Linked DNA regions of Homo sapiens: region 2 is linked to region 1. Evidence: chromatin contacts called from ENCODE Hi-C or POLR2A ChIA-PET data. All regions are on one chromosome and are shown on one strand. The core of a region is the stretch at or near the end of the contact, and the rest is flanking DNA. Distances in the headings are between cores, read along the strand shown.

Region 1 (2,700 bases), core at 184-2,683:
GTTTCAGGATGATTCAAGCACATTATATTTATTGTGCACTTTATTTCTATTATTCTTACATTGAAATAGATAATAAAATAATTATACAACTCACCGTAATTTAGAATCAGTGCGGGCCCTAGCTTGTTTTCCTGTAATTAGATGGTCTCATCTGGGGGTGATAGGAGACAGTGACAGATCATCAGGCATTAGATTCTCATAAGGAGCATGCAGCCCAGATCCTTTGCATGCTCAGTTCACAATAGGGTTTGTGCTCCTAGGAGAATCTCATGCTACCACTGATCTGACAGGAGGCGGAGCTCAGGCAGTAGTGCCAACCATGGGGAGTGGCCATAAATGCAGATGAAGCATTGCTTGCTCCCCACTGTACACCCCCTGCTGTACAGCCCACTTCCTAACAGGCCATGGACTGGTACAATTTTTATGAATATTTTTCTGAAGATAGGTCCCAGAGCTTTCATCAGATTTTTCAAAGTGTCTCAAAAATATAAGGTATCATTGTCTTAAAGAGAGATGTGTTAACCATTGGGATAGATTAGAGAGCAAATCTCTTTCATGACAGATTTTTAAGAATAAGTCATTCAATGGTCTATATATTAGATACAAATTATTCTAGCAATGTTAAATTTCTTTTTTTCTGATCAGCTGACTTTAAGAAAATGTCAGACTTTTTTTGAGTGTGATAACAATGTTGTGGTTATGTAAGAGAACATTCTTATCCATAGGAGACTCATGCAGAAGTATTTAGGATATACTGTTATGATATTTTAATTTTACTCTCAACATTCCAGCAAATAAGTATATATAGGCATCAGTATAGAGAGATTTAGATAAAGCAAATGTTAGGAAATGTGGCAAAATATTAACAATTGGTGAATCTAGGAGAGGGCAGGTGGGTATTGATTGTGCCATTTTAACTTGCTTGTGGATTTTAGAAATTCTTTAAAAGAATTTTTAATTCTTTATTCTTTGGGAACAAAAGAATAAGGCAGTCCATTTATCTGTCTTTTTATTCGTGCCCTCCCCCATTTATCTGCCTTAACTTGGTAATTATAAAGAAGGCAGTTCTATTATATTTTGTAAACGGCTAAAACCAGGCACACACACAAAAAAAGGAAAATCACCAAGGAGCATCCCAAATTACATTTGAGCTATAGCTATAACCAAGGACAGAATTAAAAATAATGCTTCACCTTTTCCCTAATTTTCTCCCCACGTAACTCCCGCCCATCTCATAGGCAGACACATGGTTTGTTCATATAAGTCTACTAAAATCACTATGGTGTCCACCATATCTCTATCTTTTAAGTTCACAGGCAAAATCAATTGCAGCCACCTCCTAGTTGATGTTATGCTTGAACAGTAAAGTGCACACAGTAACAGATGGCATCTTGTGACCTTCTTAATAACAGGCTTGGCTGCCAATGTTCCCTTGTGCCCAGTCTCTGCAGGGAATTTGGAAACTGTTGCCTTACACTTGAATATCTTCCGGCAAACACATTTAACCATTTCTTAGTCTGTTTTCTAATTTAAAATAGAGAGAGGAAAACAAAACAAAATTCCCACCACCTAGAAGGGACATTGATATTTTCTGAGTCCAGAGGCCCATCCCGGGATTCTCTGGGGTGTGCTGGCAGTCACACAGCGTAGCTGTCATGTTTAGTGTGGTGAGGCCCTCAATTCCAGGCAAAGTGTTTATCACTCTACCTAGACATATTGGTGGCCAGTGTGATCTTTTTTTTTTTTTTTTTTGAGACAGAGTCTCACTCTGTCGCCCAGGCTGGAGTGCAGTGGTGCAATCTCAGCTCACTGCAAGCTCCACCTCCCAGGTTCAAGGTATTCTCTGGCCTCAGCCTTCTGAGTAGTTGGAACTATAGGCGCCCACCACCACACCTGGCTAATTTTTGTATTTTTAGTAGAGACGGGGTTTCACCATATTGGCCAGGCTGGTCTCAAACTCCTGACCTTGTGATCCGCCCACCTCAGCCTCCCAAAGTGCTGGAATTACAGGTGTGAGCCACCACACCTGGCCATCTTTTTTCTTCCTGTAGTTTAAAAGAAATGTATTCACTTCTCACAGCAAGGCATACAAATTAGCCAAAAAACAATCTAAGTCATGAAGTTAAAAGGTCCCTCTGCCATGACAGCTCACGCCGTGGTGAGTGAGGCTTGTTTTCAGTCATCTAGTTCCCTTTGTTGCAAACCTTGGGCAGCTGTGGCTATCAAGGTCCATAGAGAAATGGGGAAGGAGGGTGAGAGCAGTGATTAGGTGAGGGAGCAGCCTGCCTGTCTGACCCCTGACCCCTCCACTGTCCCACAGGGGCATCTTTCCTTTGTTGAAAATGGAAGCCAAATAAGGGTGACCCTAGGGGAAAACAATGAAGACAATCACACCAAAGCCCTTCGGAGTCCTTTTCTCCCCTCAGCAGAATGACCTGTAAGGCCTTGTACCAGGAAGGAAGTGCTAAAATCAGTCTCTGCTAGGCAATCAGTGTGGGGAGATGAGTGGAGGAAGAGCAAGAAGAACACTCCCGGGGAATATGTGGTGGGGTAAAAAGTGCAGCACCTCAGCTAGCAACAGCTCAGCCGACAGGTGGAATATTGTGTGGAGTCACTCACAGAAGGAGAGTCTTAATCACAGTAAGACCTAGGGCTCCTTTGGGGGAGTGTAGGTGGGGGGTTTTCACTCCTGGGTATCTC
Region 2 (2,700 bases), core at 131-2,630, 87 kb before region 1:
TGAAATCATAGGGGTATAGAAAATGGTCCTCATGTGCTGAGTCCACCTCTGGATGGGGGCCACAGGACTGGTTGAGTCATGGGTCTGGGTGGGGTCAGTCAGTTGCCAGAATGCTGTCTGAAAAACATCTCAAAAGACCAATCTTAGATGCTACAATAGTGATGTTATCTATAGAAGCAACTGGGGAAGACACATCTTGTGACCTCTGGCCACGTGACTCCTGAGCAGTAAGGGATTATAGAAACTACACCTTCATTTTAGAATTCAGACCCTTCTCATAATCCTAGTCTTGTGGACTTTTATTAGTTTTCAGTCTGTGAGCCAGAAGGGCATTAGTTTTAGGGAGGGACTATTATCATCATTGTTTCAAAGTTAAATTATAAACTAAATTCTCCCCATGGTTAGCCTGCCCTAGGCCCAGGAAAAAGCAAAGGCAGCCAGTCTGTGAGGCCAGAAGCAAGAATGGAGTCAGCCATGCTGGACTTCTCTCACTGTCATCATCTTTGCAAAGGTGGTTTCAATCAGAAAACACCAATAAGTTAGTTTCATTTTGAACAAAGGAGAAAATATCTTTTCATACTATTCTCATACTGAATGCTTGACACCAACTCTCTCTGGAAGTTTCTATCATGAGGATATTCCTGGAGCTTTGGACAAAATCCACTTTGGCAGAACCACATTTAAATATGACGCTAGGCTGGGCACAGTGGCTCACACTTGTAATCCCAATGCTTTGGGAAGCCAAGGCAGGAGGATTGTTTGAGGCCAGGAGTTCAAGACCAGCCTGGGCAATGTAGCAAGACCCCGCCTCTGCAAAAAATTTAAAAATTAGCCATGTATGGTCGTGTATACCTGTAGTCCCAGCTACTTGGGAGGCTGAAGCAGGAGGATTGCTTGAGGCCAGGAGTTCAAGGCTGCAGTGAGCTATTAATAAGATCAAGCCACTGCACTCCAGCCTTGGTGTCAGAGAGACACTGCCTCTAAAAAATAAAATTAAAAAACAAGCAAATACATAACTGTGACTCCAGAAAAATGGTAGACCTAAAAGCAGCTAAAGTAAATGGAGATATTTTCAATGAAAATGTTGGGAAAAAATCTTGTAAAGTGGTATTTGCAAAGTAGAACTCCTCTTTAAGGTATCAAAGTGCTTCAGACTAAGGAACACTATTTGAATGTTCTGCGTTTATCTGTACCTACTACCTTCATAATTTCCCCATCCTCTGTTGTATGCACTCTACAGAACCTCTTTCCTATCGGGGCTTTCCAGTCAAAATGACTCATCCAGCTGCAGAATCTAGTTTCTCCGCCCTAAGTATCTAGGAATGAGTCACTCAAATGAGTTGCTTCTTTTTTAACTTCAATGGAATTAGGCTTGAAAGATTCATGATGGGGGAGGGTCCTGGGAAAGGGGCCTGTGCTGAGGTTATCAGGGAAATCAGCTGTATTATAGGAATGGGAAAGAGGCCAGGAAACAGGATAATGAGGGAGTGGGATAGCCTGGAGGTAGAATGATTTATAAAAAAAGATTAGATCCAAATTCTGGCTGTCTTTGTTAGAGTATGGAGGCAGGAATTAATTGGTTATGTGGATTGTAGGTAACCATTTTGTGGCAAGATGACTTAAAAGGTAAGGTGACTCATCCTAATTATTTTTTTTTTGCTCACTAATTTTCTATGTACTGTATAGTCACTTGCACCCACAGAAAAACAAGGGGAAAGTTTACTCAGGAAAAAAAAAAAAATGTGTACTCTTGCAAATGCTTTTAACATGTAGGCAAGCTTTCGGTATGTGAAAGTTATTTCTGACACAATTTTTGGTCAAATTGTTTTTCATTTTTATGAAAATGTTAATTTTTAAAGCACTCTGGTCTATCTCCCAACTGTTACTTTTATCACTCGAAAATGTGTTATTTTAAAAATATCATCACTGGTGTCATACTAAGACTTGCCATGCCTTTCATAGTAATTAATGTTTTTTGTTTTTTGTTTTTTTTTTGTTTTTGTTTTTTGTTTTTTTTTTTTAAAGCAGCCTGGCACAGTGGCTCACGCCTGTAATCCCAGCACTTTGGGAGGCCAAGGCGGGCGAATCACGAGGTCAGGAGTTCAAGACCAGCCTGGCCAAGATGGTGAAACCCCATCTCTACTAAAAATACAAAAATTAGCTGGGCGTGGTGGTGGGCGCCTGTAATCCCAGCTATTTGGGAGGCTGAGGCAGAGAACTGCTTGAACCCAGGAGGCGTTGGTTGCAGTGAGCTGAGATGGCGCCACTGCACTCCAGCCTGGGCGACAGAGCGAGACTATGTCTCAAAAAAAAAAAGCACTGGGACATGAAAAAGAAAAATGAAAGTTATCTTTGGGTGATGATGGGAACTCTGATTGAGGGTTTTAGTTTTGTTTCCCCCTACCACCACCTTGTCTCTCTTCTTCTAGTTTTCTATAATGAGCATGAAACACTTCTATAAAGAAAAATTAAATGTTTAGAGGGAGTAAGATGTTAAGGAACAAAGGTAAGATTCATGGTGCTCTGAGTTAATAGGCCGTAAGCTTAATAATTATGGTTATACACAGGATAGGTCTTTGTCAGAGACTGCTAAACATCTTGTACAACAATCTTGTGTAAACAACAGTGGTCAGGAAAAGACTCCCCAGAAGGTGAAATTCCAACAAATTTTGGCAGAGTCATTTCAGAAACGTTAAAGTT

What was found. Hi-C counts contacts between places; a loop is a spot of excess contacts on that map. ChIA-PET counts read pairs that join two places held with the same protein, here RNA polymerase II (POLR2A). Pooled maps may share reads with other maps.
Region 2: a loop to region 1 is called in a pooled map, with 8 times the contacts of the local background. The contact joins two enhancer-like sites. A Hi-C loop is called at or near these places in 34 of 168 maps with a recorded cell type or tissue (Caco-2, Calu3, GM12878 and 22 more), 17 of 37 single-sample maps with no recorded cell type and 31 of 50 pooled maps. POLR2A ChIA-PET finds 5 or more read pairs at or near these places in 8 of 52 experiments (HEK293T, MCF 10A, PC-9 and 4 more).

What each region holds. Positions count from the first base shown.
Region 1 is chr4:145,720,397-145,723,096 of GRCh38, reverse strand. The region is part of intron 2 of C4orf51 (chromosome 4 open reading frame 51); the gene reads right to left. Among named protein-coding and RNA genes, the nearest start is that of C4orf51, 42 kb to the right of the region's middle. RefSeq lists an enhancer at 2,097-2,146. Within about 2 kb of position 1,433, at least 3 of the 41 ENCODE cell types and tissues checked have a DNase peak (open chromatin) inside an H3K27ac peak, as active enhancers do; they include GM12878, where a contact is called at or near this core.
Region 2 is chr4:145,807,096-145,809,795 of GRCh38, reverse strand. The region is part of intron 8 of ZNF827 (zinc finger protein 827); the gene reads left to right. Among named protein-coding and RNA genes, the nearest start is that of C4orf51, 130 kb to the right of the region's middle. RefSeq lists enhancers at 1,194-1,383, 613-1,812, 2,240-2,459. Within about 2 kb of position 1,380, at least 10 of the 41 ENCODE cell types and tissues checked have a DNase peak (open chromatin) inside an H3K27ac peak, as active enhancers do; they include GM12878, where a contact is called at or near this core.